Regions from separate parts of the Homo sapiens genome. Here region 2 is linked to region 1. A link is a loop called in an ENCODE intact Hi-C map of the cell type or tissue named here. Cell type or tissue: HCT116. All regions are shown on one strand. Each heading gives the region's core, and the rest is flanking DNA. Links, peaks and the distances in the headings are about the cores only.

Region 1 (15,836 bases), core at 4,390-12,389:
ATCAAAACAGCATGGTACTGGTACCAAAACAGATATGTAGACCCATGAAACAAAACAGAAGCCTCAGAAATAACACTACACATCTACAACCATCTGATCTTTGACAAACCTGACAAAAACAAGCAATGGGGAAAGGATTCCCTGTTTAATAAATGGTATTGGGAAAACAGGCTAGCCATGTGCAGAAAACTGAAAATGGACCCCTTCTTTACACCTTATACAAAACTTAACTCAAGAGGGATTAAAGACTTAAACATAAGACATAAAACCATAAAAACGCTAGAAGAAAACCTAGGCAATACCATTCAGAACATAGGCAACATAGGCATGGGCAAAGACTTCATGACTAAAACACCAAAAGCAATGGCAACAAAAGCCACAATTGACAAAAGGGATCTAATTAAACTAAAAAGTTTCTGCACAGCAAAAGAAACTATCACCAGAATGAACAGGCAACCTACAGAATGGGAGAAAATTTTTGCAATCTATCCATCTGACAAAGGGCTAATCTACAAGTAACTTAAACAAATTTACAAGAAAAAAAACAAACAACCCCGTCAAAAAGTGGGCAAAGGATATGAACAGACACCTCGCAAAAGAAGACATTTATGTAGCCAACAAACATATGAAAAAAAGCTCATTATCATTGGTCATTAGAGAAATCCAAATCAAAACTACAATGAGATACCATCTCATGCCAGTTAGAATGGCAATCATTAGAAAGTCAGGACACAACAGATGCTGGAGAGGATGTGGACAAATAGGAACACTTTTACACTGTTGGTGGGAGTGTAATTAGTTCAACCATTGTGGAAGTCAGTGTGGCGATTCCTCAAGGATCTAAAACTAAAAACACCATCTGACCCAGCAATCCCATTTCTGGGTATATACCCAAAGGTTTACGAACCATTCTACTATAAAGGCACACGTACACATATGTTTATTGCAGCACTGTTCACAATAGCAAAGACTTGGAACCAACCCAACTGTCCATCAATGATAAACTGGATAACGAAAATGTGGCACATATACACCGTGGAATAATATGCAGCAATAAAAAAGGATGAGTTCATGTCCTTTGCAGGGACATGGATGAAGCTGGAAACCATCATTCTCAGCAAACTAACACAAGAACAGAAAACCAAACACCACATGTTCTCACTCATAAGTGGGAGTGGAACAATGAGAACACATGGACACAGGGAGGGGAACATCACACACTGGGGCCTGTTGGTGGGTGGTGGGCTAGGGGAGGGATAGCATTAGGAGAAATACCTAATGTAGGTGATGGGTTGATGGGTGCAGCAAACCACCATGGCACATGTATACCTATGTAACAAACCTGCACGTTCTACACATGTACCCCAGAACTTAAAGTATAATAATAAAAAAAAAGAATTTTCTGGGAGTAGGAAATTGTTCTGCATGTTGAGAGGATTGCAGTTTACACTGCTAAGCGAAGTTATTTAAATACCTTGAAATTGCACTTAAGATTTGTATATTTCATAATGTGTAAATTTTACCTAAGATAAAGGAGCCATAAACAAAAAATGATATGCCTGTAAATTATTTTTACAATTATCTAAAAAGTGGTTACTCACAGAAAAGCAGGAAGACATTTATTCTGAAGTTGCACACAGGTGTTTTCTTAATTACGCTTAAGTTAGATTTTGTCATTTGAATGGTGGTTAAATACATGTTCTGTTTATAATAATTCTTTTAAATATACACACGTGGCTGGGTGCGGTGGCTCACGCCTGTAATCCCAGCACTTTGGGAAGCCAAGGCGGGTGGATCACCTGAGGTCAGGAGTTCAAGACCAGCCTGACCAACATGGAGAAACCCCATCTCTACTAAAAATACAAAATTAGCCAGGCGTGGTGGTGCATGCCTGTAATCCCAGCTACTCGGGAGGCTGAGGCAGGAGAGTCGCTTGAACCCAGGAGGCGGAGGTTGCGGTGAGCCAAGATCACACCATTGCACTCCAACCTGGGCGACAAGAGCAAAACTCTGTCTCAAAAAATATATATATATATATACACACACACACACGTGTTTTAGGTACACTTCTATATGTAAATTTCAATACTCATACAAGGTTAAAAATTTATATAGACTAATGTAGATTTGCTGGTAACTATTCTAATTTTGAAAAGAAGAACAAAGCTAAATGACTTTCCCTGCCAGATTTTAAGCATATACAAAACGAGTGAATAAAAACAATGAGGTATGAGAACAGGAGCAAACAGACTGATCAATAAACAAAATAGGTGTGTCTGTGCACAAAGTATAATACCTGTTAAATGATTCAGGAAGCAGAACATATAGAGGAGGCAGAAAGGCATTTTTAGGAAATCATAATGGAAATATAGCACACTCTGAAAACAAATATAGGTGAATACCACAGCATTTGTTAAAGTGGAATCCCAATATAAGTAAAGGTAATAACCAGGGAGATGTCCTTGCAAACTGCATGTATGAATCAGGGTTCTACAGAGAGACAGACCAGTAGAATATATATATGATATATGTATTCATACATATATGACATATATGACATTCCTACATATATGACATATATTATATATATATATATGAATGATAGGGGTTTCTTAGGATAATTGGCACATGTGATTATGGAGGCTGAAAAATCCTGTGACAAGTTGTCTGCAAGCTGAAGACCCTGGTATGCTGGTAATGTGGCTCAGTCCAAGTCTGAAGACTTCAGAACCAGGGAAGCCAATGGTGTAACTCTCCATCCAACACCAAAAGCCTGAGAACCTGGGAAGCTGCTGGTATAAGTTTTCGGGTTCAAAGGCCAGATAGGCTGGAGTTCTGATATCCAAAGCAAGATAAGAAAAGTGTATCCCAGCTCTGGAGAGAGAGAATAATTTACCTTTTCTCTGTTTTTGTTCTGTTTGGGCCCCCAGCAGATTAGACGGTGCCCACCCACATTGAGGGAGAATCTTTCTCACCTAGTCCACTCAGACGCACATGCTAATTTCTTCTGGAAAACCTCACTCTAGGTACTCTTTAATCGAGTCAAGTGGACACCTAAAATTAACCATCACACTACATTTCCAGATTCTGTTGGCAATTTGATTGTGGTTAGGGCCAGGCAATAAAAGACGGTGGAATATTGGAGAGCAAAAGGAAGGCAGAAGCCCCCTTGATTTAGGCAGGACCTACATCAGTGACAATATCTCCTCTGTTGTTCCAGCTCCCACCCATCTAGCGCATTTCCTCTAGGTTCCTCTGGGTGATCCTAGCACCTGAATACAGGTGGCATTAACTCTTCTACTTGTTCTCCAGTTCGTGTAGTAGCACCTTCCTCCATTGCTGATGTCTGAGTTGTTTTACCATTCCTTGTCTGAACTTTGCATGTTAGTTCCCCATATCAAATTCTATTGAATAAATGATATTATGTGGTTTTTACGATGGGTTGCCAATATCTTGGAATGTCTCATGTTTCTTTGTTCAGTGTTCCACAATTATTTATTTGGCACTTAACATGTTCCAAAAACTCTTCACGATGATGAGGATACAAGAAAGATCAAAGCAGACTGTTTTATTTCACTGGAAGTACATTCAAGTAGTGGGGAAATAGGTAATAAGCAAATATATGGCTGGTAGTGCTCAATGGCATGAAGAAAATGAAACAGAATAAGGATATGCGTAGAGAGAGAGATGGCATCTAGATCAATATGTAAGGAGACAACATAGGGAAGGCCTCTCAAATGTGGTAACATTTGACTGGAGAACTGAAAGAACTGATGGAATTTTTGAGGCATTTTGTGGAAAAGTCAATGCAGAAATCCTGGAGTGGAAATTGCCTAGCATCATTTGAAACACAAAGAAGGCCAGTATGGGTAGAGAAAAATAAGGTAAAGTCATATGGGTAAAGGGACAGAAGGGACTAAATCTAATAAGACCTTGAAGGTAGTAGGGTGGTTGACATTATTCTGCAGGACATGGAAGCCACAGGAGGTATTTGAGATTTGACATGACATGACAAATTGGAAACGGTATACTCTGCAATTTGTGTGGAAGAAAGGTAGCGGGGCAGGGGAATAGTCCAGGTGAGAAATGAGAGGGACTTAGACTTGGGAGGTAGTAGGCTGGTAGTTAGGAGAAGTCAGATTCTGGGCGTCATTTGAAGGTAAAGCAATTTTTAAAACTTGGAGTTTAGGGGAGTAGTTTGCTGCAGATAAAAATCTAAGAGTTTGTTATAGTTTGGATGTTTGTCCCTCCAGATCTCATGTTGAAATTTGACCCCAATTATCGGAGGTGAGCCCACTGGGAGGTATTTGGGTAGTGGAGGCAGATCTCTCATGAATAGATTAATGCTCTCTCTTGAAGGTGGGTGAGTTATCAATCTATTAGTTCCCTTAAGAACTGGCTATTAAAAAATGTCTGGCATCTCCCCAACTGCCCTCTTGCTACCTCTCTTGCCATGTGACCTCCACAATACCCTGGCTTCCCTCCACCTTCTGCAGTGGAAACAGCCTGAAGCCCACAGTTGATGTAGATGCTGATGCCACAATCCTTATACCGTCTGCAGAACCATGAGCCAAATAAGCCTCTTTTCTTTACAAATTACATAGCATCAGGTATTCCTTTATAGCAACATGCAACTGACTAAGATAGAAGCATTAGAAAATAAATTAAGGAAGTGAGTACATGTAAACAAGAGAAATTGTTAAAGAACTTAGCCCTCCAAAACTCCAATGTTTGAAGACTCAGCACAGAAGACTGAGAAACTAGAGCCTGGAATGAATTAGTAAAATAAAAACAGAGTAGAAATCTGGGAGGCCAAATGAGAAAAATGTTTCCAGGAAGAAGAATTTATCAACTGCAACACATAAACATTTGGATCTAATAATATGGAAAACATTAAGACCTTCCTTACTAAGAAGAAATTTGGTGATAAACGCCTGATAGGATTGAGTTAAAATGTAAATGGAAGGGAAGAAAGTGAGAAAAGATTTGCTGTCAATAATATCAGGTAATAGGGCAGTAGCTTAAGGAGAAAATGGGTTCATCAAAGTTTATTTTGGTTTCTGCTTTTCAAATTGAGAGACATCACTGTCCGTTTGTATGTCAGGAGGTTGGTGATTTCTTAATGGAGCTTATCTTACACTACAGAATTATTTTGTCTGTGTCCTGGCTTTCCTTGCTTCCCCAAAAGATAGGTAAGGTTCTGATTCCATTGATTCACTGGCAGGTGTATTCAGAGATGAGGGCAGCCCTTCCTGGTGCATCTTCCTATGCAGGCTTATAGGGGAGGCCTCAGTTTTTACAGTAGTATTGCCTTACCAAAGCTTCCCATGTCCTTCAGTATACAGTTTGTTTCCACTAAGAAAACATGGATGTTAAAACTAGTCTTGCTGCCATGTAATACTGAAAGGTGTCAGTGAGATCAAAGGAAAGAACTGAGCACAGTAGCAAGTCAATGTAAGTGTCCTAAAGAAACTATATAAAGCCAGCAAAACAATCAATAATGCTGGAAGGAAATGAGAGATAAATAGATGAACATAACAGCCTATAGGCACATAAAACAGAGAGATAGCTGTGGTGGTGCACAATAGGAATTCAACCTCAGCAAGAGTGAGTAGACTTCACCTCTCTTCCATTTGAATAAGACATAAACTTCTCATGCTGACATTACAGTACCTGGGCTTCTTTTGTCCAAATGATTGTAGAATCTGTGAAACAGAAGAAGCCTGGGTGCCATGAGGGTGGAATGAGAATTTTACAGGTGGGTGTTTGTATCATCACCCATAGTTTCCTAATTGCCACCAGTCTAATCTTCCACTGTGTACCCAACACTGGACTCCCTGCCAGACTTTTTAAGCTTTATACAGTGTTCACATCTTACTATCCCAGTCAACTTAATAGGGCATATTACAACACTTGTCCATGTTACATTTTCCCTGTAAACCAAGGAGGGTAATACCCATCTCACGGGGTTGTTGTGAGGAATAAATAACATGCACAGAAATCACCCAGCCCAGTGTCTGGCACATAGGAAATGACAATATATTGCTAGTGATCATTATTGTCCTTACTAATGCTTTTTTCTCTGCATGCTTCTTTACTTACTCATTACTCTAGAGATACATCACTATTTTGACCTATGGAACATTCCTTCTTATTCCTTTTTGTGTCTATACTTGGTCACCATGATACTTACTAATTTCCTCTCCTTTAAATTTTCTGTGTTTCATGGGAGATTTGGGGGATGGGGCACAATGGTTTCAGCCTCTCCTCTTCCAGCCATCTTGACTCTAGATAGGCCATCGTTGTTTCTGAGCATAAAAACAATCATTTAATTTATGAGATGAAAATAAGTCATTTACTGATGAGTTAATGGGTGCAGCGCACCAGCATGGCACATGTATACATATGTAACTAACCTGCACGTTGTGCACATGTACCCTAAAACTTAAAGTATAATAATAATAAAATAAAAGAAAAGAAAAAGAAAATAAGTCATTTATTAAAGTGAGTAAGAGATTTTCCTTTAGACTACCATGGTCCATATTTTGGCTCTACCACTTACACTCTGTATATCCTTTGGCAAGTTATTTAATGTGTCTAGTCCTTTGTTTTCTCAGGGGTAAAATGTAGATAACAAGGGTGAGAACTAAAATAAGGAAAACATTAAAAGTGCTTACAACAGAATCGACTTATAGCGAATACTCAGTGAATTCACAGCTGTAATCATTCTTTACATCATTTTATTCTTGTGGTTCTGAATGGTTTGCCTTGCTGGAACGTTCACTTCTTACTATTTTTACACTGTGTCAGTAACTTTAGTAAAATATAATTGTGATTGTCTAACCCCATTATGGGGTGAATTGTGTCTCCCACTCCCAAAATTCCTATGTCAAAGTCCCAACCCCTAATACCTCAAAATACAACCATATTTGGGGATAGGTTAAAATGAGACCCATAGGGTGGGGCCCTGATCCAATATGACTAGTGTCCTTATAAGAAGAGGAAGGAACACCAGGTGTGCACATGCATAAATGAAAGAATATGTGAGGACATGACGAGAAGGCAGCTATTGACAAACCAAAGAGAGAGGCTCAGAGGAAATCAAATCTGTTGACACCTTGATCTTAGACTTTCAGCCTTCAGAACTGTGAGAAAATAAACTTCTGTAAAGTCACCTTCTGTTAAGTCTGTGGTATTTTGTTATGCAGCCCTAGTGAACTAAAACATTTCTAACAATTTACAACAAAACCCTGTGATGTATTAGATTTCCTGTTTGGAATAGATCCATGAAAGTCATTTCCTGAACAGAGAATCTCTGCAGGCTGGACAGGAATCTGCTTTTTTTTTTTTTTTTTTTTTTTTTTTTTTTTTTTTTTGAGACAGAGTCTTGCTGTGTCACCCAGGCTGGAGTGCAGTGGCACAATCTCAGCTCACTGCAACCTTCACTCCCAGGTTCAAGTGGCTCTCCTGCCTCAGCCTCCTGAGTAGCTGGGATTATGGGTGTGAGCCACTGCACCCATCCAGGAATCTGCATCTTAAGATGTTTCACGGGTGACCAGTTTGAAATTCAAAAATAAGAACTTCTTGTAGGCAGAATAAATTCTGGAGATTCTGTTTGTTTCTTTGGGTTTCTTTTTAATCAACCTGTCTTTTCCCATTATATCCGTGCATGCTATTTAGCTGCTAGCTTTTGAATATCCTTGTAGGTACACAATTATGCCACACCTTTAACTGTAATTGTGTACTTATTATTCCCTCATTTAAAAATTGACTCTTGCAGTCCCTCATCCACTGCTTCATTATCTCAAGAATCTTCCCACAAGAGTAGGTCAAGCTGGCTGGGCATGGTGGCTCATGCCTGTAATCCCAGCACTTTCAGAGGCTGAGGTGGGCAGATCACATGAGGTCAGGAGTTTGAGGCCAGCCTGGCCAATATGATGAAACCCCTTCTCCATAAAAAATACAAAAATTAGCTGGGCATGTGGGTGAATGCCTGTAATCCCAGCTACTTGGGAGGCTGAGACATGAGAATTGATTGAACCCAGGAGGTCAAGGCTGCAGAGAGCCAAGATCCCACCGCTGCACTCCAGCCTGGTGACAGAGTGATACTTTGTCTCAAAAAAAAAAAGAGTAGGTAAAGTTAATTTGTAGAGGGATGACTCCCCTGCTCCATGGCATCTATCCAGGTATCATTAAACAGTTTCTCCTTAATCTTCCATAGCACACTGTGTATCTTCCTTATAGTTATATGATGACATTACAGTACAATTATTTACAAACCTATCATTTATATGAGACATTGAGCTCAAATTTTATTTTAAACTTATAAATAAATATATGTAAGTTAACATTGCTTTATTTACAGCAATAGCACCAGAAAGCCCAAAATGATATTTGAATGAATCAATAAATCTGGTGAAATATACTACTATAATACATAAAAGCACTATTTCCTTTCTCTTTGTTTCTTATCCTAATTTCCCTATTTTAAAAAATCTTTAAAGCCCTGTCATTGGTATGACTTGAACTGAAGCAGAACTACACTTAGCAAAAGTCAATGTTTAAACTCAACATTCCACTTTCCTTTAACTAAGAATAGTTTTTATTAACTTTTAGTAAAACTCAGTCCTAGTCCAAAAAAAGCCCTGCTCTCTGATCTTTGTACAAGAACATCATAAAGCAATTCACTTTGGATTTTCTAATATCCCATTTCTAAGAAGAATGGCAGACTATTGAACAGGTGTATTTTAGGTCACGTGGGGACTGCATCCACCTGAAAATCCACCGTTGACTTATCAGGAAACTCAGAGATCAGGATCTTTCACAGAGTAGTCTTTTAAGAAGATTCAGTTGTCAACAGCTAGCAGTCTCTTTGCCAAATAATTATATCTGTGACTTCTGAAACTATTTGGCTGCCTAAAGTTAAAGGACTTGGGGAAAGTCCTTCCACTGCTCTTCTGCAGTAGTGTCACACCACTCAGTGCAGGGCCCACCAAGAAGAAAGCAGTGTCAGGATCCACATGGCACTATGGTAACTTTGTGAAAGGGGACATTTTCTCCCTCTGAACTTCTCTTCATAAAGTCATTGTGCTTCCTCTTGGGGATCACCTGTTCAGTCTCAATGGGCTTTGATGTGCTCCTGGATCAAGTGGGTGGCATGGGGAGATTCCAGATTTGTCTGATAGCTTTCTTTTGCATCACCAACATCCTACTGTTCCCTAATATTGTGTTGGAGAACTTCACTGCATTCACCCCTAGTCATCGCTGCTGGGTCCCCCTCCTGGACAATGACACTGTGTCTGACAATGATACCGGGACCCTCAGCAAGGATGACCTCCTGAGAATCTCCATCCCACTGGACTCAAACCTGAGGCCACAGAAGTGTCAGCGCTTTATCCATCCCCAGTGGCAGCTCCTTCACCTGAACGGGACCTTCCCCAACACAAATGAGCCAGACACGGAGCCCTGTGTGGATGGCTGGGTGTACGACAGAAGCTCTTTCCTCTCCACCATCGTGACTGAGGTAAGAGGCCCCATGTAAATCTTCTGTTTATATGATTAAAGTGTTTGGAGTTAACACAAAAAAATTGACTTGCTTTATACCTTTAGTCCTTAGATGGGACCTGCAGTCAGCTCATTCTTCATTCCTTTAGCAGGTGGCAGCACCTGATTATCTATTAATACTCTACGATACAGCCAAGTGTATTAGTATTATATTGGTGTAAAAGTAAATTGTGGTATTAGACCATGAATTTTAAATCATTATAACTAGGCTCAAACACATCTTTATTAATCAAAATAGGAACCATTACAATCAACACATTTTTGGCAATGAGAAATAAGTTTGTTAATTCTGTAACATAAATATCCACGCTTTGGGATTTGACAAATTTTTCTGCATTCTGCTGGTTGTGAAAGTGTTTCTCCTACAAAATGTTGTTGAGATACTTAGTTTTGGTTGTTTTTGTTTTTTGCTTTTTGTTTTTTGAGGGAGGCCAGAGTTTTATTACTACTCAAATTAGTCTCCCTGAGCATTCGGGGAGCAGAGTTTTTAAGGATAACTTGGTGGTTGGGGGGCAGCCAGTGAGCCAAGAGTGCTGACTGATCAGGGCTGAAATCATAGGGAGTCAAAGCTGCCTTCTTGTGCTGAGTCACTTCCTAAGTGGGGGTCACAAGATCAGATGAGCCAGTTTATCGATCTGGGTGGTGACAGCTGATCCATCAAGTGCGGGATCTGCAAAATATCTCAAGCACTGATCTTAGGAGCAGTTTAGGGAGGGTCAGAATCTTGTAGCCTCCAGCTGTGTGACTACTAAATGATAATTTCTAATCCTGTGGCTAACGTTAATCTAGTCCCCAGGCAAGAAGGAGGTCTGCTTTGGGAAAGGCTGTCTTTGTTCAAACTATAAACTACAAACTAAGTTTCTCCCAAAGTTAGTTCAGCCTATGCCCAGGAATGCACAAGGACAGCTTGGAGGTCAGAAGCAAGATGGAGTCGGTTAAGTTAGATCTCTTTCACGGTCTCAGTCATAATTTTGCAAAGGCAGTTTCAATCCCTCCCTTTGGGTTTTATAACACCTTAATCTTAAGATGTAGGCTATGAAGACGGGAAAAGGCCATCTATCACTCCAGCTTCTTCCTGCTGACAGGGGACATAATGGGAATGGGAGTGAACCCCAAGGTGAGAAGAGTGGAACTGCTTTGCTACTGAGTGTATTCATGCAGGCCTGGATGGGCTTCCAAGGCTTGTGTGGCAAAAATATTAGTACTCTCATCTATAGTTTTAGTACAGTATTTAAATGAAGAGCATGCTATAAGGTAAATAATGAGTCCTAGGATGAGGAGTACAATTCCCAATTTTAAAAGCAAAGATTGGAAAGCATTTGTCTGGGGCCTTCTAACTCACAAATAATTTAGAATTTAGTCTAACCTGCAGAAAAAAAAACATCAAGAACAGCTAACAAAAGTGTAATATAGTTTTTCTTTTGAAGCATAATTTTTCTCTCTCCAGTCCCTATTTTTATTAAAAACAAATTATGATAGAACTGACTTACAGTTTACAAAACAAACTTTAGTTTCACTGTACTTGGCCTGATTATTTGCATAAAGTGCAGCAAGAATAATTATTTTTCACTTAGGCTTTTTTAATTGGCTTTGATGAAACTCTGTTCCATGAAGAATCTCAGATAAGGCTTTTTAAAAGCCGAGCCCAGCCATGGGTTTGAACCCTCAGATACCTATGAGTTGAACAAAGTCCTCTCCTCAAGATAACTTGGGGTTCCTGGGCCTGTTAGAAAGTGACATTCTTTACTTAACACAGGTCAGGAACCTTGTACAGGGACTCTGTCTGGACAAGGTATGAGGCCAGATTCCCCAGTGGGTTTTAATTGGTTCCATAAGTCAACTTTGATTCTTTACAAGAAGCATGCCATTCCAGTCAAAGCCTTGGAAAAATGACCAGTTTCTCCAATTGTATCCTTTACTCCGATGGAGGGGGGTTAGCTTTCCAAACAAAACCCAACGAAGATAGCATGAGGCCAACTAAATCTGTCTCCTCCCTCTCCTCCTTTTATTTCCTGCCGTTTACCCAAAGGAGAAAACAAAACCCTTTCATTATCTTTTAACATTACATAAAAATTGTCTTCAAAAGAGAAAACCAAATTTCATGTTTGCATTAGTGCATCTTTAATGTTAAAGTTTGTTTTTTAAAATAAAATTTTATATCTCTATCCAGTTTTAATTAGTTTGACCATAAGATAAGATTTTTATAAACTTTTTAGAACGCTTTACAATTTTCAATCAAACAGCACATCAATTTTCTAAGAAAACCCTGTTATTTGGACACATGGGCCCAGATTCTGGCCCCACATCAGTATGATTAGTGTTCTAACCTATTGTAAAAAGCTAAATAATTTCTTTTACATCTTAGCCAACTTGTGTATACCCACAGAATTTTTTATAAGATTAACGCTTTACAAAACCTTTTCACTTTGCTTAAACTTTCAGTTTTGTCTTATTCTCTCTTAGTTTAAGACAGTCTTTAAAACCCCCTCTAAACCAGAAAAAATTACATTCCCTTTAACAAAAGCCATATTCTTATGCCTTCTTATAAACTTTTACCAAAAACACATTCCCTACGCACCTTGTATGTCAAACTGTTTCTCCAGTAATCTCAATTTCATATTCCAATGTTAACTCTTTGCTACTTTTGTTTTTTAGTGAAAAACCTGATAAGTAAGCAATTTTAATTATGTACTGGGGTGAAGCCTAGGACATCAGATAGAAGTGAAGATAAGATCTAATTCTTTTCAGCATAGCTAAGGGCGAGGCTCTTCATGTGTCCCCAAGCCTCATCTATAATCTAATGCTCCAAAGTAGGTAAACTGAATGATTTTCAAAGGTCAAGGAAACAGTTTGACCTTAAGGCATTTAGCAGATCTGATATCTGGCCTTAATTTAGACCAAATGTCTATATTTTCAAGACACTTTGTTTTACCGATAATCTTTAAAACTGTCTTTATGCCCAGATGTGGTGGCTCACGCCTGTAGTCCCAGCACTTTGGGAGGCCGAGGTGGGCAGATCATGAGGTCAAGAGATTGAGACCATCCTGGCCAACATGGTGAAACCTCATCTCTACTAAAAATACAAAAATTAGCTGGGCATGGTGGTGTGTGCCTGTAGTCCCAGCTACTCAGGAGGGTGAGGCAGGAGAATTGCTTGAATCCAGGAGGCAGCAGTTGCAATGAGCTGAGATTGTGCCACTGCACTCCAGCCTGGTGACAGAGCAAGACCCCGTCTCAAAAAAAAAAAACAAAAAAAAAAAACAAAAAAACAAAAAAACTGTCTCTATTTCCAAAAGATTACTAAAGACATGTGAACAAAAAGTCATTAAAGTTTCTATTTTTCTGACAAAATATTAAGCTCTTATTTTTCTAAGCTAATTAATCAGAGCTCTTTTACATATAAATATCACACACAAAAAAAAACATATAAATACAGATAAAGAGAATATTCAGTACTTGTAAGATTTTTCATTTGCCAGTTTCTTAATTGGATTACTGGCTTCCAGGTAGAGCCCTTGGAGGAAAAGGGCCAGGAGAGCATGCATTTCTAGGGCCTAATCACAGCTGAAGGCAAAGACAGATCCCCAAAATTAGGGGTGCCATTTTATACTGGATCCTGGATCGGATCCCTAAAAGGAGGGAAATACTTTGGGAGAAGTCAGTGTGGTGCTTTTACCAACTGTGCATTTCCTTGCAAGGCAACCCAGACAATCAGCCCATCTTATAATTAGACCATCCCCCATGAGAGTCTCATTTCTCATTGGGGGTTGGGGATGTTTCCATATCTTCCAGGTAGCCAAGAGCATGCTTTTCTGATCCAGGTGTGCAAAGAGTCAAGTGTTCCTCCATAACTACTATTAGCCATCCCCTAAGGTATATTTCCTACCTAGTTATTACACACCAAGCTCTTTCATAATGAAAAGTAATTTCTGATACCCCTAAAACTCAAAACTGTCAGATGACACAATGCGAAACAGAACACAGCATTTTGAGAGGGATCTATCCGCTTTTAATTCCTGGGGTTTCATGAGGAAAACAGAGCTTTCTTCCGAAACGGTGTCTGTGGCACCTTCTGTTTTTCCCAAGGAGTTCCAGGCTACCAGAAATTATCTTAGGGCCCCTCGTGTGTGCATTAAGAGTGGCAAGACAAAAAAAAATGGAGAAAAATATTTCAGTTGACTGAGAAGAAAAAAGCTTTTTCCAGAAAAACAAGTTCCAAGAAGAGAAAAACATAAAGGCCTTTTAAATATGCCTATAACTTGCTTATCCACTTTTAATTAAGCTGACTTTTAACCACAGTGCTCTTTTAAAAAATCCTTTCAGATCTCTTATTACCCAAGCAGCCAATATTTCTAAACTTTACCAAAGGTAACCTCCTAGGTGCTTTAAAGACATGGTAGGCAGTTTGTTTTTACAAGATTTAGAATCTCTACAAGGTAGTTCAGAGAAAGGAAAATTCAACAGAGGAAATCAAAAGCTATCCATGGGGGGGAAAAAACCTTATTAAATGGCAAAGTTACACAAATAAACCAGGAAGGAATCATTCCAGAAGCCAACAATTGAACCCAGGCCACCATTATCAAAAGATAAAGCCTTAGCTATTGAACTATACAGCATTGAGCAGTTTCTATTGCTTTTCCCAGAAGGAGAGTACAGAAGCCAATTTCTTTTTTTTTTTTTTTTTTTTTTTTTTTTGAGACAGAGTCTTGCTCTGTTGCCCAGACTGGAGTGCAGTGGCATGATCTTGGCTCACTGCAAGCTCCACCTCCCAGGTTCATGCCATTCTCCTGCCTCAGCCTCCCGAGTAGCTGGGACTACAGGTGCCCGCCACCACACCCGGCTAATTTTTTCTATTTTTAGTAGAGACAGGGTTTCACCGTGTTAGCCAGGATGGTCTTGATCTCCTGACCTTATGATCTGCCTGCCTCGGCCTCCAAAAGTGCTGGGATTACAGGTGTAAGCCACCACGTACCCGGCCTCAGAAGCCAATTTCAAGCTTGCGAAGCTTTAACTGGTCAGGAAAAAATTGTAGGACTATGACATGAACCCCAAAATTTCTGTCCTCTGGATGGTGGAAACAAAAAGAAAGAATCCCTGCATGGTCACAAGGTTGAGCTCTTAAGGACACAAAACAAGACATAGAAATCTCATACAGTATTGGCTTCAGGGATCCATAGCAAAGTTTGTAACTGACCAGCCTGCTGAGCTGGCTTGAAAGGCAGGCTTATAGAGGTCCTAAACCCACGTTCTATCCTGTTGATACCCCTCTCTCCATTACAGAACACAGAAAGACAAATTCTTAGCACAAACTATACCAGATATGCTACAGCCTAAGATTAGTCTCATAAATCCTTTTTTTATTAATCAAACCCTTGCAGATGAGACAGATAGTTTACTATTTACCAAGACAGAGAAAGACAGAGAGAGACCAGAAACTTGGCCAGTAAGAATTTCTTACCCTTTTTGCTGGTATATCAGGTTTCCAGTTTCCCTTTCTCTGCAGCTTCCAGAAGAATGGAGTGGCTTCTGATGATCCTGCTCACTTGTGCTATAGCTGTGGGGTTCATGCCACTTTAAAAGAGGAAATCACACTTTCCTGTTTTATGGAAACATAGACAAGATTCTTAATTTGCAAGATGCTGCCCAATGGGCTGCATGGGTAACTGAATTAACATTTTCCATTCCAGCAAAATACACATACAAAACAGACATTAGTCACCTCATTCAGTACCCAATATCAGCCTGGCAAAGCTCAAACATTTTTCCTGTTGGTCCCTGTTGCCTTTGATCCACTCCAGGTGGGGAGAGATAACCTGCAAATGTAATTCACAATGGGATCTCTGGGCAAGGCAAAGAGCAGATAGTTACCATGAGAGACAGGCCTGTTGAGCCTTTTTTAGGGTCATCAAATATAACCAGACAAATAAGGAAGGTTCTCTGAGGTAGGGCTACTGGACTTCCACCAACAACCCCTTGTGAGATCCCTTTCACATATACAAACACACACAAAGATGAGATGGACAGCAGGCCTTCCAAATCAGATCCCTAGCCAAGAACTTCAAGATTATCCCTTCCAAACTATCCTTCTATTCTCCATCTGAGAAACCTCCTTGAAATCTTCCTGATTAAGGAGAAGCCTCCCAAACCAGGACTCTTCCTACTAGTTAGAAAGAACCAACCGAGACCTCCTCAGGAGCCAAACAGACACCCTGCAATGGAGCTACAGACACAGACACCCTGTGGTGGAGCTACAAACAGACACCCTGCAATGG
Region 2 (15,836 bases), core at 4,711-12,710, 49 kb after region 1:
AGGGCTTAAAGGAGCTTAGAAGAGTTGCACACATAAATGGAAAAAAGAATACTGAAGAGACACTGACCACTGAGGTGATCTGGAAAGGGGAAATGATTGCTGTGATTAAATGAAAACATGACCTCACAATCATACTAGTCTAGGTTCCTGGAGTGACAGAATTAGACTTCTGTGAGTGGAGTCTTACATCTCTGTCCTGATAAAATATATATATCTTTCCTCCTGTCAAAGATTTGGATATAGATATTGAAATATACTGGGAGAAGTGGATATAATTGTTTAATTAAATTGATTGGGAAATTTTCATGCTCTTACCCTAGACGTATAGGGGAAAGTAATCAAAACACAATTTATTTCTCACTATTTTACTGACTCATGGTCCCCTCTGGGGAAAATAAGAAAGCCAATAAAATAAATTATAATTAATCATACAGAAGATAGATTTAAATGTGATTTTGACCCTTTATGTATTTATTCAATAATTCAATAAATATCCCATTGAGCACCAAATAAGTCAAATAAAGTTCTACACAATGTGGATACAGCAGTAAAATAGATAAAAGACCTTTTTGGCATTTACATTGTCTTCATCAGGGGTACTAATATTGTGTGTGCCAGAAAAACAGCTGAGAATTTTTCTTTTTTTGAAGTTTTTCTTCTCATGACTGGAAGCCAGAGCCTGACGTGGCTCATTCAAGCACTCTTTCACTCATTCCTTTAAAAATGCTTATTGCCTACCAGGGTGTACCAGGGTATTGTTAGATGTTGATAAGAAAATAAGTCAGAGTCTCTGACCTCAAAGAACTTAAATTTTACTATGGGACACAAAAATTAAGAGATCATTATAATATAGAATAGGTGCTATCATATGGTTATATGCAGAGTATTTTTGAGAAAACACAGAGGAAGTATCCACTTTAGCCTTAATAGGTCAGAAAAGGATTAGGAGTTAGCTGGTAAAAAGGAAGACAAATAGCATTTCAGGGATAAAATGAACTGGTTGGTATAAGCAAAACTAATAAATACATGTCAGTCCTGAAAGAGAGCAAATGCCCTGTAGAAGAACATGTTAGTAAAGGAAAACACAAAGATTCTAGCCTCTGGCCCCAAATGATTTCATCCCTCTGATATGCTAAGTAAATTAACACATGTACAATGTCTGGAAAAGTATTATTTCATTATAGCATATGCTCAAAGTCCAGAATTTCAATTAAGTTCGAGTGTGAACAAGCCTACTTATATGTAGTTCTCTAACTATAGGACCTTTGTGTTTGTATAAATTGACCTGTGAAACTAAAGACACAAGACATCTGTCTCCAACACATCCAGCATACAATAATGATAGCAGCATGGAATAACTACTGCAGATATTCCTGATCAAAATGGGAGAGACATGAGGTACAAGGAGTTCAGAGCAATTATGAAGTGCAGCCAGGCAAACGTTAGAAGTTCCTTGATTAGGTCTCAAGGCATGGAAAATGAAAGCAATTTGGCTCTCTGCTACAATCTCTTCCCTTTTGGATACAATTTATGAGTTTTCTTCCCTCTCATGAAAAAGAACATGTTTGCAGCTGAATGGTACTCTTATTCAGCTTTTCACCAGCAAGATTTGTGGGGTTACACAGGCTTTTTCATTTTGTACTGTCTCTATCCCACGCTATCATGTGTGCAGTGTTTTTTCCACCAAAGATTTCTCAAAAACATGGCAGATCACCTGTCAACCCATTGGGGTTTATTTTTGTTAGACAAAATTCACAGCAACAAACATCTTTGAGATAAGCTCTATTCTACCTATGGCTCCTGCTGAGATGGGTGACAGACCAGTGCATCTGAGTATCCTAGAGGCTGTATTTTTTTTATTGAGAGACATATTTTTAATCTCTTTAGAGGGCCCCTTGTTTCTGAATAATACACTGACTCTTTTATCTTTCTGGGATCTTAAGAAACAATCTCTAGGCCATGTTTTCATAACAGTATTCCAAAGCCATTTCTTTTTTCTTGATTTTAATTATTATGGGTACATAGTAGTTATAAATATTTATGGGGTATGTGAAATATTTTGATACAAACATACAATGCATAATAATCACATCAGAGTAAATGCGGTATCTATGATCTCAAGCAGTTATCCTTTCTTCATGTTACAAACAATTCAATTATTCTATTTTAGTCATTTTTAAATGTACAATATATTATTGTTCACTTTAGTCACACTGTTGTACCATCAAACACTTGACCTTATTCAATTTATCTAACTATATTTTCGTACCCACTAACCAACCTTATTCCCCCTCCACAACTACCCTTTCTTGTCTCTGCTAACCATCCTTCTACTCTTTATCTCCATGTATTCAATTGTTTTAATTTTTAGCTCCCACAAATGTTCCTGAGAACATGAAAAGTTCATCTTTCTGTGTCCGGCTTATTTCACTTAACATAATGACCTCCAGTTTCATCCATGTTGCTGCAAATTATAGAATCTCATTCTTTTTATGGCTGAATAGTACTCCATGTATACGTATCAACTTTTCTTTATCAATTTATTTGTAGATGGACACTTAGGTTGCCCCCATATCTTGGCTATTGTGAATGTTGCTGCAATAAACATGAAGTGCAGATATCTCTTCAAATATTGATTTCATTTCCTTTGGATAAAAACCAAGTAGTAACATTGCTGGATCATATGGAACTCCTGGGCTTTTTGAATCTTTTTACCTTATAGTAGTGATCCATATTAAGCTAACACTTATGCTTTATTTCTAATTTGTTTGATATTAATAATTGAATATCAGCATTAATTTAATTAACACTTACCTAGTATAATATTATATACAATTTTTGAATAGCAGCATTGATTCTTGCCTAGTGTAATATTATATGCAACTTTTGAAGAGTAGCATTAATTTAATAAACACTTACCTAGTGTAATTTAAAAAAAAAACAAGTAGTAACATTGCTGGATCATATGGTAGTTCTATCTTCAGTTTTTTGAGTAACCTCCAAAATATTTGCCGTAGTGATTGTACTAATTTACATTCCCTCCAACTGTGTATGAGGGTTGAGCTCCTTATATATTCTGGTTATTAATCCCTTGTCAGATGAGTAGTTTGCAAATATTTTCTCCCATTCTGCAGGCTGTCTCTTTACCTTGTTGATTATATCTTTTACTGTGCAGAAGCTTTTTAACATGATGTGATCCCATTTATCCAGTTTTACTTTGTCTGCCTGTGCTTCTGCTTGGCATATTACTCAAGAAATCTTTGCCCAGACCAATGACCTGGAGAGTTTCCCCAGTGCTTTGTTATAGTAGATGTATAGTTTGCAATCTTAGATGTAAGCATTTAATCCATTTTGATTTGATTTTTTATATGGTGAGAGCTTAGTTTCATTCTCCTGCAAATGGATATCCAGTTTTCTCAGCACCATTTATTGAAGAAATTGTCTTTTCCCTGAAGTATTTTCTTAGTACCTTTGTCAAAAATCAGTTCACTGTAGATGTAGGGATTTATTTCTGGCTTGTCTACTCTGTTCCATTGGTCTGTGTCTTTATGCCAGTACCATGCTGTTTTGGTAGTTACAGCTCTGTAGTATAATTTAGAGCCAGGTAACATGATTCCTCCAGTTTTATTCTTTTTACTCAGAGTAGCTTTGGCTATTCTAAGTCATTTGTGGTTCCACTAAAACATTAAGACTATTTTTTCTATTTCTGTGAAGAATATCATTGGTATATTGCATTGTATCTGTAGAATGCTTTGGGTAGTATGGACATTTTAACAATACTGATTAATCCAATCCATGAACATGGAATATATTTTCATTTTTTGTGTGTTCTCTTCGATTTCTTGCATCAGTGCTTTATAGTTTTCATTGTAGAGCTCTTTCACTTCTTTGATTAAAAATTTATTCCTAGGTATTTTATTTGTACCTATTACAAATGGTATTACTTTATTAATTTATTTTTCAGATTGTTCACTGTTGTCATATAGAAATGCCACTTATTTTTTATGTTGATTTTGTATCTTGCAACTTTACTAAATTTGTTTATCAGCTCATAGTTTTTTGTGGAGTGTTGGCTTTCCCAAATATAAGCTTATATCATTTGTAAACAAAGATAATTTAACTTCTTCCTTTCCAATTTGGATGCCATTTATATCTGTCTCTTGTCTGATTGCTCTAGCTAGGATTTCCAGTACTATGTTGAAAAACAGTAGTGAAAATGAGCATCCTTGTCTTTTTCTGAATTTTAGGGATAAGACTTTTAGTTTTTATCCATTTACTATGGTACTAGCTGTGTGTCTATCATATCTGGCTTTTATTATATTGGGGTATGTTCCTTCTATACTGAGATTTTTTTGAGTTTTTATCATGAAGGGAAGTTGAATTTTATCAAATGCTTTTTCAGCATCAACTGAAATGATTATGCAGTTTTTGTCCTTTATTCTGTTCATAGGATGTATCACATTGGTTGAATTGCATATGTCGAACCATCCTTGCATTCCTGGTCATAAATTCTGCCTGGCCGTGAAAAACAGTCTTCTTCACGTGTCATTGAAATTGGCTTGCTAGTATTTCATTGAGGATTTCTGTATCAATATTCATCAGGGATATTAACCTGTAGTTTTCTTTTTTATCTGTCTCTGTCTGGTTTGGGTATCAGAGTAATACTGGCCTCACAGAATGGGTTTGAAAGTATTTTCTCCTCCCGTATTTTTTCAGAATAGTTTGAGTAGGATTAGTACTAGTTCTTTAAATGTTTGGTAAGGCCAGCAATTTGGGAGGCCAAGGCAGAAGAATTGCTTGAGTCCAGGAGTTCAAGACCAGCCTAGGCAACATAGACCCTATCTCTACAAAAAAAAAAAAAAAAAAAAAAAAAAAAATCTTAAAAATTAGCCAGGTGTGGTGGTACAGACTGTGGTCCCAGCTGCTCAGGGGGTGAGATGGAACAATCACCTCAGCCTGGAAGGTTGAGGCTGCTATAAGCCATGAAAGCATCACTGCACTCCAGCCTGGACAAAACAGTGAGACAGCAACTCAAAAAAATTTTAAATATAAATAAAAACCAATAAATATTTGTTAACATGCATCAGCGAAATCATCAGTTCCTGTGCTTACTTTGCTGGGAGACTTTGTATTGTGGCTTCAATGTCATTACTTCTTATTGGTCTGTTCAGGTTTTGAATTTCTTCATGGTTCAATCTTGATAAGTTGCATGTGACTAGGAATTTATTCATTTTTTTCTAGCTTTTATAATGTATTGGCATACTGTTGCTCATACCAGCCTTTAATAACCCTTTGAATTTCTGCAGTATTGGTTGTAATGTCACCTTTTTCATTTCTGATTTTATTTGAGTCTTCTCTCTTTTTTCTTAGCCTAGAAGTTTGTCAATTTTGTTTATCTTTTCAAAAAGCCAGCTTTTGTTCATTTTTTGTATTGTTTTCTCTCAATTTCATTTCTTTCTCCTCTGATCTTTGTTACTTCTACTATTTTGGGGGTTTGGTTTGCCCTTGTTTTTCTAATTCTGTAAGACACATCATTAGATTGTTTAGTTTTTTTATTTGTTTGTTTGCTTGCTTGTTTGTTTTTTTGAGATGGAGTCTCACTCTGTCACCTAGGCTGGAGGGCAGTGGTGTAATCTTGGCTTACTGCAACCTTCAGCTCCCAGGTTCAAGTGATTCTCCTCCCTCAGCCACCCAAGTAGCTGGGTGGCATGTGCCACCATGCCTGGCTAATTTTTGCATTTTTAGTAAAGACAGGTTTTCACCATGTTGGCCAAGCTGCTCTTACACTCCTGACCTCAAGTGAGCCACCCACTTTGGCCTCCCAAGTGCTGAGATTATAGGCATGAGCCACTGTGCCTGCCAATATTTGAAGTTTTTATACATTTTGGATGTAGGCACTAATTGCTATAAATTTGCAATTAGTACCACTTTCTCTCTGTCCCATAGGTTTTGGTATGTTGTGTGTCCACTTTCATTTGGTTCAAGATAGTTTTAATTTCTGTCTTCATTTATTCATTAACCCACTGGTCATTCAGGAACATATTGTTTAATTTCCATGTGTCTGTATAGTTTCTAAAGTTTCTCTTGTTACTGAATTCTAGTTTTATTCCACTGTGGTAAGAGATGATGCTTGATATTATTTCCATTTTTTAAACTTTTTAAATTATAATTTAAGTTCTGAAATACATGTGTAGAACATGCAGGTTTGTTACATAGGTATACATGTGCCATGGTGGTTTGCTGCACCCATCAACCCATCATCTAGGTTTTAAGCTTCACATGCATTAGGTATTTGTCCTAATGCTTTCCCTCCTTTTGCCCCCCATCCCCCAACAGGCCCTGGTGTGTGATGCTCCCCTCCCTGTGTCCATGTGTTCTCATTGTTCAGCTCCCACTTATGAGTGAAAACTCATGGTGTTTGGATTTCTGCTCCTGTGTTAGTTTGCTGAAAATGATGGTTTCCAGCTTCATCCATGTAGGGACATGGATGAAGGACATGAACTCATTATTTTTCATGGCAGCATAGTATTCCGTGGCATATATGTGCCCCGTTTTCTTTATCCAGTCTATCATTGATGCACATTTGGGTTGGTTCCAAGTCTTTGCTATTGTGAACAGTGCTGCAATAAACATATGTGTCTTTATAGTAGAATGATTTATAATCCTTTGGGTATATACCCAGTAATGGGATTGCAGGGTCAAATGGTATTTCTGGTTCTAGATCCTTGAGGAGTTGCCACACGATCTTCCACAATGATTGACCTAATTTACACTCCCATGGTGTAAAAGCATTCCTATTTCTCCACATCCTCTCCAGCATCTGTTGTTTCCTGACTTTTTAATGATCGCCATTCTAACTGGCATGAGATGGTAACTTACTGTGGTTTTGATTTGCATTTCTCTAATGACCAGGGATGATGAGCTTTTTTTCATGTTTGTTGGCTGCATAAATATCTTCTTTTGAGAAATGTCTGTTCATATACTTCACCCACTTTTTGATGGGGTTGTTTTTTTTTTCTTGTAAATTTGTTTAAGTTCCTTGTAGATTCTGGATATTAGCCCTTTGACAGATGGATAGATGATAGATTGCAAAAGTTTTCTCCCATTCTGTAGGTTGCCTGCTCACTATGATGATAGTTTCTTTTGCTGTGCACAGCCTGAAATATTTACTTACTGGAGCTCTATGTAAAAGTCTCCCATATCCTGCACTAAATCATAAATGTAAGAAATGAATTAATATTATTTTTAAAAATAATGTTTCTACTCCTGTGCTAAATACATTTTATATTTACATGTAAGACTTCAGATAATTATTAGATAATCCCTATGAAAGAAACGCTAAATTCATTTTCTAAATGATAAGAAAACTAAGCACCTGAGATAAGTAATATATCAAATGGCAGGGCTGAAATTCCAAGCCAGACTTGTGCAAGCCTAAAACCATCTCCTTTCCAACAACTATATTTCACTTCTTCAAATATCTGGCTTAGGCAAAAATCATACTCCACCAACACATCCCCAACTTTTTTCCTTGCCTTCACTTCTGTGCACTCCACTCATGAGGGGACCCAGCAATCCCATTACTGGGTATATACCCAAAGGATTATAAATCATTCTACCATAAAGACACATGCACACATATTTTTATTGCAGCACTGTTCACAATAGCAAACACTTGACTGGCATATCTAGAGAATAATTGCTCAGAAGCTAATCATAAAGTGGACCCAGCTTTCAAGAAAGCTATTGACTTATAAAAATAAACACCTTCTCTCATAACAAAGGAAGGACAAGTATTTCATGCCCAGTGGATAAGAAAGAAACCTTTAACCTTTAAACAAATACCGTTTCATTTCCTCCGATTTATAATGCAAATATTTTTGTTAATGCTTTTACCTATCACTGGCTCAGTGTTTAACCTGGTTTTATTCCTATATAATTCCTCTGAGTTCCCATTTCTTCCTACACCTTTTGTAACACTTCACACATGAGATGAATTATTTAATGCTCATATTCCCCACTAGACAGAAATTTCCTTGAGGATAGTTTACAATATGTCTATCTTGTTCTCTAGTACTTACCACTATGCCTGACACATTATTGACATCTCACAAATGCTTGTTGTTATTTTTGTTGCTGAAGCTTGTGAGATCCACCATGAAGAAGGAGTTGGATGCAGTCCGAATTAAAACATCCATTTTTTCCCTGTTCCGTGCACCCAAATTGCGAATGAGAGTCTTCGGCCTGTGCTTTGTGAGGTAAGTTCCATTTGGTGATGATTCACTTTAAAATATTGGAGACACAAAACTGTTTCTTCTTTCAAAAGATTAGCAGCAGCATTTGGAGGACATTTAATACATAAGAGAAGAGAAAATCACATACAAATGTATGCCTCTAAGTGCCACATTTTTAGATAGCCTAATATTATGACAGGACAGTGGGACCTAACCACATAGTTAAAACTTATCAGCATCATATTCCAGCACAAAGTTTATCACTGGATATTATGGTGATAGTAAGTTTTACCATAAAACATAGTTTAATTTTTTGATTTTCTAATTTTTTATTCACTAAAGAAGTTACATCAACTGGCTGTCTAGATCAATTTTGCAAATCTATAAAACTATGTAACCACCACCCAGACAAGCTCATTTTCAGCATCCTGAATCATCTCTCATGTCTCTTTCACCCTAGTTAATACTTCTCCAAAACCACCAACTGTACTTACTGCTATCCCTGCAGATTACATTTGCTGGTTCTTGAATTTAATATTAATGGAATCATGCTATCTGTGTACCTTTAAATATGTGAAATTTATTCATTTTGTCTTGCATAACAGTAATTTGGTCTTTTAATTAATTGTAGGTCATTTTCTCTTATATGAATATTCCATAAGTTATCTGTCTATTCTGGTGTTCATGGGTTTTGGATTTTTTTCCACTTGTGGGCTATTATGAATTCCTGGGTTTAAGGCACATGTATATTTGGCTATAGTGAACTATCAATCAATATTCCAAACTGGATGTGCAAATGTGCACTTCAACTGGCTAGCCATATGTAGAAAGCTGAAACTGGATCCCTTACACCTTACACAAAAATTAATTCAAGATGGATTAAAGACTTAAATCTTAGACCTAAAACCATAAAAACCCTAGAAGAAAACCTAGGCATTACCATTCAGGACATACGCATGGGCAAGGACTTCATGTCTAAAACACCAAAAGCAATGGCAACAAAAGCCAAAATTGACAAATGGGATCTAATTAAACTAAAGAGCTTCTGCACAGCAAAAGAAACTACCAGCAGAGTGAACAGGCAACCTACACAATGGGAGAAAATTGTTGCAACCTACTCATCTGACAAAGGGCTAATATCCAGAATCTACAAAGAACTCAAACAAATTTACAAGAAAAAAACAAACAACCCCATTAAAAAGTGGGTGAAGGATATGAACAGACACTTCTCAAAAGAAGACATTTATGCAGCCAAAAGACACATGAAAAAATGCTCACCATCACTGGCCATCAGAGAAATGCAAATCAAAACCACAATGAGATACCATCTCACACCAGTTAGAATGGCGATCATTAAAAAGTCAGGAAACAACAGGTGCTGGAGAGGATGTGGAGAAACAGGAACACTTTCACACTGTTGGTGGGACTGTAAACTAGTTTAACCATTGTGGAAGTCAGTGTGGCGATTCCTCAGGGATCTAGAACTAGAAATACCAGTCGACCCAGCCATCCCATTACTGGGTATATACCCAAAGGATTATAAATCATGCTGCTATAATGACACATGCACATGTATGTTTATTGTGGCACTATTCACAATAGCAAAGACTTGGAACCAATCTAAATGTCTAACAATGATAGACTGGATTAAGAAAATGTGGCACATATACACCATAGAATACTATGCAGCCATAAAAAATGATGAGTCCATGTCCTTTGTAGGGACTGGAAACCATCATTCTCAGCAAACTATCGCAAGGACAAAAAACCAAACACTGCATGTTCTCACTCATAGGTGGGAATTGAACAATGAGAACACATGGACACAGGAAGGGGAACATCACACTCTGGGGACTGTTGTGGGGTCGGGGGAGGGGGGAGGGATAGCATTAGGAGATATACCTAATGCTAAATGATAAGCTAATGAGTGCAGCACACCAACATGGCACATGTATACATATGTAACAAACCTGCACATTGTGCATATGTACCCTAAAACTTAAAGTATAATAATAACAAATTTTTTTTTAAATACAGGAAAAAAAGAATTTTGGTTGTTCCATATTTTGCCAATATGACTTATTGTGAAATCTTTTAAGTTCATAATTCCAATGACTGCATATAGTATCACATTGTAAATTTAATTTGCATTTTATTTTTTTAACTTACATTTTAAGTTCAAGGGCACATGTGCAGGTTTGTAATATAGGTAAACTCGTGTCACAGGAGTTTGTGGTACAGATTATTTCATCACCCAGGTATTGAGCCTAATACCCATTAGTTATTTTTCCTGATCCTCTCCCTCCTCCCACCTTCCCCAATTAGGTAGGCCCCAGTGTCTATTGTTCCCCTCTATGTGATGATGTGTTCTCATCATTTAACTCCCACTTGTAAATAAAAATATGCAGGATTTTGTTTTCTGTTTCTGCATTAGTTTGCTAAGGATAATAACCTCCAGCCCCACCCATGTTCCTGCAAAGGACATCATTCCATTCCTTTTTATGGCTGCATAGTATTCCATGGTGTATATGTGCCACATTTTCTTTATCTAGTCTATTATTGATGGGTCTTTGGGTTGGTTCCAAGACTTTACTATTATAAATAGTGCTGCAATAAACATACGTGTGCATGTGTTTTTATGGTAGAATGATTTATAATACTTTGGGTATATACCCAGCAATGGGATTGCTGGGTCAAATAATATTTCTGGTTCTAGATCTTTGAGGAATCACCACACTACTCTCTTCTACAATGGTTGAACTAATTTACACTCCCACAAACAGTGTAAAAGCGTTTCTACTTCTCCACAGCCTCTCCAGCATCTGTTGTTTCCTGACTTTTTAATGAGTACCATTCTAACTGGCATGGGATGGTATCTCATTGTGGTTTTGACTTGCATTTCTCTAATGACCAGTGACGATGAGCTTTTTTTCATGTTTGTTGGCCACATAAATGTCTTCTTTTGAGAAATGTCTGCTCATGTCCTTTGCCCACTTTTTGATGGGGTTGTTTGTTTTCTTGTAAATTTGTTTAAGGTTCTTGTAGATTCTGGATATTAGCCTTTTGTCAGATAGGTAGCTTGCAAAAATTTTCTCCCATTCTGTAGGTTGCCTGTTCACTCTGATGATAGTTTATTTTGCTGTGCAGAAGCTCTTTAGTTTGATTAGATTCCATTTGTCAATTTTGACTTTTGTTTCAATTGCTTTTTGTGTTTTAGTCATGAAGTCTTTGCCCATGCCTGTGTCCTGAATGGCACTGCCTAGCTTTTCTTACAGAGTTTTTATGGTTTTGGGGTTTTACATTTAAATTTTTAATCCATCTTGAGTTAATTTTTATATAAGGTGTAGGAAAGGGGTCCAGTTTCTGTTTTCTGCATAAAGATAGCCAGTTTTCCCAGCACATTAATTAAATAGGGAATCTTTTCCCCATTGCTTGTTTATGTCAGGTTCGTCAAAGATCAGATGGTTGTAGATGTGCGGTGTTATGCTGTTTTGGTTACTGTAGCCTTGTAGTATAGTTTGAAGTCAGGTAGCATGATGCCTCCAGCTTTATTCTCTTTCCTTAGGATTTTCTTGGCTATACAGTGTCCTTTTTGATCCATTTGAAATTTGAACTAGTTTTTTCTAATTCTACAAAGAAAGTCACTAGTAGCTTCATGGGAATAGCATTGAATCTATAAATTACTTTGGGCAGTATGGTCATTTTCACTATATTGATTATTCCCATCCATGAGCATGGAATTTTTTTCCATTTGTTTGTGTCCTCTCTTATTCCTTGAGCACTGGTATGTAGTTCTTCTTGAAGAAGTCCCTCATGTCCCTTGTAAGTTGTATTCCTAGGCATTTTATTCCGTTTGTAGCAATTGTGAATGGGAGTTCACTCAGGATTTGGCTCTCTGCTGGTCTATTGTTGGTGTATAGGAATGCTTGTGACTTTTGCATATTGATTTTGTATCCTGAGACTTTGCTGAAGTTGCTTATCAGCTTAAGGAGTTTTGGGGCTAAGATGATGGGGTTTTCTAAATATACAATCATGTCATCTGCAAACAGAGACAATTTGACTTCCTCTCTATTTAAATACCTTTATTTCTTTCTCATGCATGATTGCCTTGGCCAGAACTTCCAATACTATGTTGAATAGGAGTGGTCAGAGAGGGTATCTTTGTCTTGTGCCGGTTTTCAAAGGAAATGCTTCCAGTTTTTGCCATTTAGAATGATATTGGCTATGGATTTGTCAAAAATAGCTCTTATTGTTTTGAGATATGTTCCATCAATACCTAGTTTATTGAGAGTTTTTAGCATGAAAGGGTGTTGAATTTTATCAAAGGCCTTTTCTGCATCTATTGAGATAATCATGTGGTTTTTGTCATTGGTTCTGTTTATGTGATGGATTATGTTTATTGTTTTGTGTATATTGAACTAGGCTTGCATCCCAGGGATAAAGCTGACTTGATCGTGGTGGATAAGCTTTTTGATGTGCTGCTGAATTCAGTTTGACAGTATTTTATTGAGGATTTTCTCATCGATGTTCACCAGGGATATTGGCCTGAAATTTTCTTTTTTGTTGTTGTGTCTCTGCCAGCTTTTGGTATCAGGAAGATGCTGGCCTCATAAAATTAGTTAGGGAGAAGTCCCTCTTCCTCTATTGTTTGGAATAGTTTCAGAAGGAATGGTACCAGCTCCTCTTTGTACCTCTGGTAGACTTCGGCTGTGAATCTCTCTGGTCCTTGCCCTTTTTTGGTTGGTAGGCTATTACTCACTGCCTCAATTTCAGAACATGTTATCGTCCTACTCAGGGATTTGACTTCTTCCTAAGTTCATCTTGGGAGGGTGTGTGTGTCCAGAAATTTATTCATTTCTTCTAGATTTTCTAGTTTATTTGCGTAGAGGTGTTTATAGTATTCTTTGATGGTAGTTTGTACTTCTGTGGGATCAGTGGTGATACCTCTTTTTCTCTCTTTTCTTCTTTATTAGTCTAGCTAGCGGTCCATCTATTTTGTTAATCTTTTCAAAAAATCAGCTCCTGGATTCATTGATTATTTGAAGGGTTTTTCATGTCTCTATCTCCTTCAACTCTACTATGATCTTATTTCTTAATTCTTGTCTTCTGCTAGCTTTTGAATTTGTTTGCTCTTGCATCTCTAGTTCTTTTAATTGTGATATTAGAATGTCAGTTTTAGATCTTTCCAGCTTTCTGTGGTAGGCATTCAGGGCTACAAAATTTCTTTCTTAACACTGCTTTACCTGTGTCCCAGAGATTCTGGTACTTGGGGTCTTTGTTCTCATTGGTTTCAAATAACTTCTTTTTTTTTTAAGATAGCTATTATTTATTTATTTATTTATTTATTTATTGTACTTTAAGTTCTGGGGCAAAGAACTTCATTTCTGCCTTAATTTCATTATTTACCCAGTAGTCATTCAGGCACAGGTTGTTCAATTTCCACGTAGTTGTGTGGTTTTGAGTGAGTTTCTTAATCCTGAGTTCTAATTTGATTGCACTGTGGTCTGAGAGACTGTTATGATTTCCGTTCTTTTGCATTTGCTGAGGAATGTTTTACTTCCAATTATGTGGTCAATTTTAGAATACATGCTGTGTGGCACTAAGAATGTATATTCTCTTGATTTGGGGTGGAGAGTTCTGTAGATGTCTATTAGGTCTGCTTGGTTCAGAGCTGAGTTCAAGTCCTGAATACCCTTGTTAATTCTCTGTCTTGTTGCTCTGTCTAATATTGACAGTGGGGTGTTAAAGTCTCCCACTATTATTGTGTGGGAGTCTAAGCCTCTTTGTAGGTCTCTAAGAACTTGTTTTATGAATCTGGGTATTCCTCCATTGGGTGCATATATATTTAGGATAGTTAGCTCTTCTTGTCGCATTGATCCCTTTACCATTATGTAATGCCATTCTTTGTCTTTTTTTTTTTTTTTTTTTTTTTTTGAGACAGAGTCTCGTTCTGTCGTCCAGGCTGGAGTGCAGTGGCCCGATCTCAGCTCTCTGCAAGCTCTGCCTCCTGGGTTCACGCCATTCTCCTGCCTCAGCCTCCCGAGTAGCTGGGACGACAGGCGCCCACCACCACGCCTGGCTAATTTTTTGTATTTTTAGTAGAGACGGGGTTTCACCGTGTTAGCCAGGATGGTCTCGACCTCCTGACCTTGTGATCCACCCGCCTCGGCCTCCCAAAGTGCTGGGATTACAGACGTGAGCCACCGCGGCCGGCCTTGTTCTTTGTCTTTTTTAATCTTCGTTGGCTTAAAGTCTGTTTTATCAGAGACTAAGATTGCAACTCCTGCTTTTTTTGCTTGCCATTTTCTTGATAAATCTTCCTCCATCCCTTTATTTTGAGCCTATGTGTATCTTTGCACATTAGATGAGTCTTGACTCTTTATCCAGTTTGTCATTCTGTGTCTTTTAATTGAGGCATTTAGCCCATTTACATTTAAGGTTAATATTGTTATGTGTGAATTTGATCCTATCATCATGATGCTAGCTGGTTATTTTGCCCATTAGTTGATGCGCTTTCTTCATAGTGTTATTGCTCTGTATATTTTGCTGTGTTTCAGCAGTGGCTGGTACCAGTATTTCCTTTCCATATTTAGTGCTTCCTTCAGGTGCTCTCATAAGGCAGGCCTGGTGGTGACAAAATCCCTTAGTATTTGCTTGTCTGGAAAGGGTTTTGTTTTTCCTTCACATGAAACTTAATTTGGTTGGATATCAAATTCTGGGTTGAAAATTCTTTTCTTTAAGAATGTTGAATATTGGCCCCCACTCTCTTCTGGCTTGTAGGGTTTCTGCAGAGTGATCCACTTTTAGTCTGATGGGGTTCCCTTTGTAGGTAACCTGACCTTTCTGGCTGCCCTTAACATTTTTTCCTTTGTTTCAATCTTGGAGAATCTGACAATTATGTGTCTTGGGGTTTGCTCTTCTTGAGGAGTATCTTAGTGTTGTTCTCTGTATTTCCTGAATTTGAATGTTGGCCTGTCTTGCTAGGTTGGGGAAGTTCTCCTGGATAATATCCTGAAGTGTGTTTTCCAGTTTGGTTCATTCTGCCCATCATTTTCAGGGACACCAATTTATCGTAGGTTGTGTCTTTTCATAGTCTCATGTTTCTTGGAGGCTTTGTTCATTCCTTTTCATTCTTTTTTCTCTAATCTTTTCTTCACACGTTATTTCAGGAACTTGATCTTCATTCTCTGATATCCTTTATTCTGCTTGATCAATTTGGCTATAATATTTGTATGTACTTCATGAAGTTCTCATGCTGTGATTTTCAGCTCCATCAGGTAATTTATGTTTTTCTCTAAACTGGTCATTCTAGTTAGCAGTTCCTGCAACCTTTTATCAAGGTTCTTATCTTCCTTGCCTTGGGTTAGAATATGCTCCTTTAGCTCAGAGGAGTTATTACCCACCTTCTGAAGTCTACTTCTGTCAATTCATCAGTCTCATTCTCTGCCCAGTTTTGTTCCCTTGCTGGAGAGGAGTTGGGATCATTGGAGAGAAGAGGCATTCTGGTTTTTGCAATTTTCAGCATTTTTGCACTGATTTTTCCTCAACTTCTTGGATTTATCTACCTTTGATTGTTGAGGCTGATGACCTTTAGGTGGGGTT

The links. Peaks named below come from ENCODE experiments on the same cell type or tissue, not always from the same donor. Only the 100,000 strongest peaks of a DNase experiment are listed, where the experiment ranks them.
Region 2: it touches region 1 in a loop (1.8-fold over the local background); 2 of 110 quality-filtered maps call a loop at or near these places.

Annotation. Positions count from the first base shown.
Region 1 is chr11:63,137,065-63,152,900 of GRCh38, reverse strand. It overlaps SLC22A24 (solute carrier family 22 member 24), which reads left to right and starts at 8,680. Exons shown (of 10, transcript NM_001136506.2): 1 at 8,680-9,523. The coding sequence starts at 9,122. In HCT116, for the core only: no CTCF peak of the experiment used is centred there; no DNase peak of the experiment used is centred there; H3K27me3 peaks cover 5,789 bases.
Region 2 is chr11:63,088,413-63,104,248 of GRCh38, reverse strand. SLC22A24 (solute carrier family 22 member 24) reads left to right here. Exons shown (of 10, transcript NM_001136506.2): 5 at 1-74; 6 at 8,143-8,258. Among named protein-coding and RNA genes, the nearest start is that of SLC22A24, 48 kb to the left of the region's middle. In HCT116, for the core only: no CTCF peak of the experiment used is centred there; no DNase peak of the experiment used is centred there.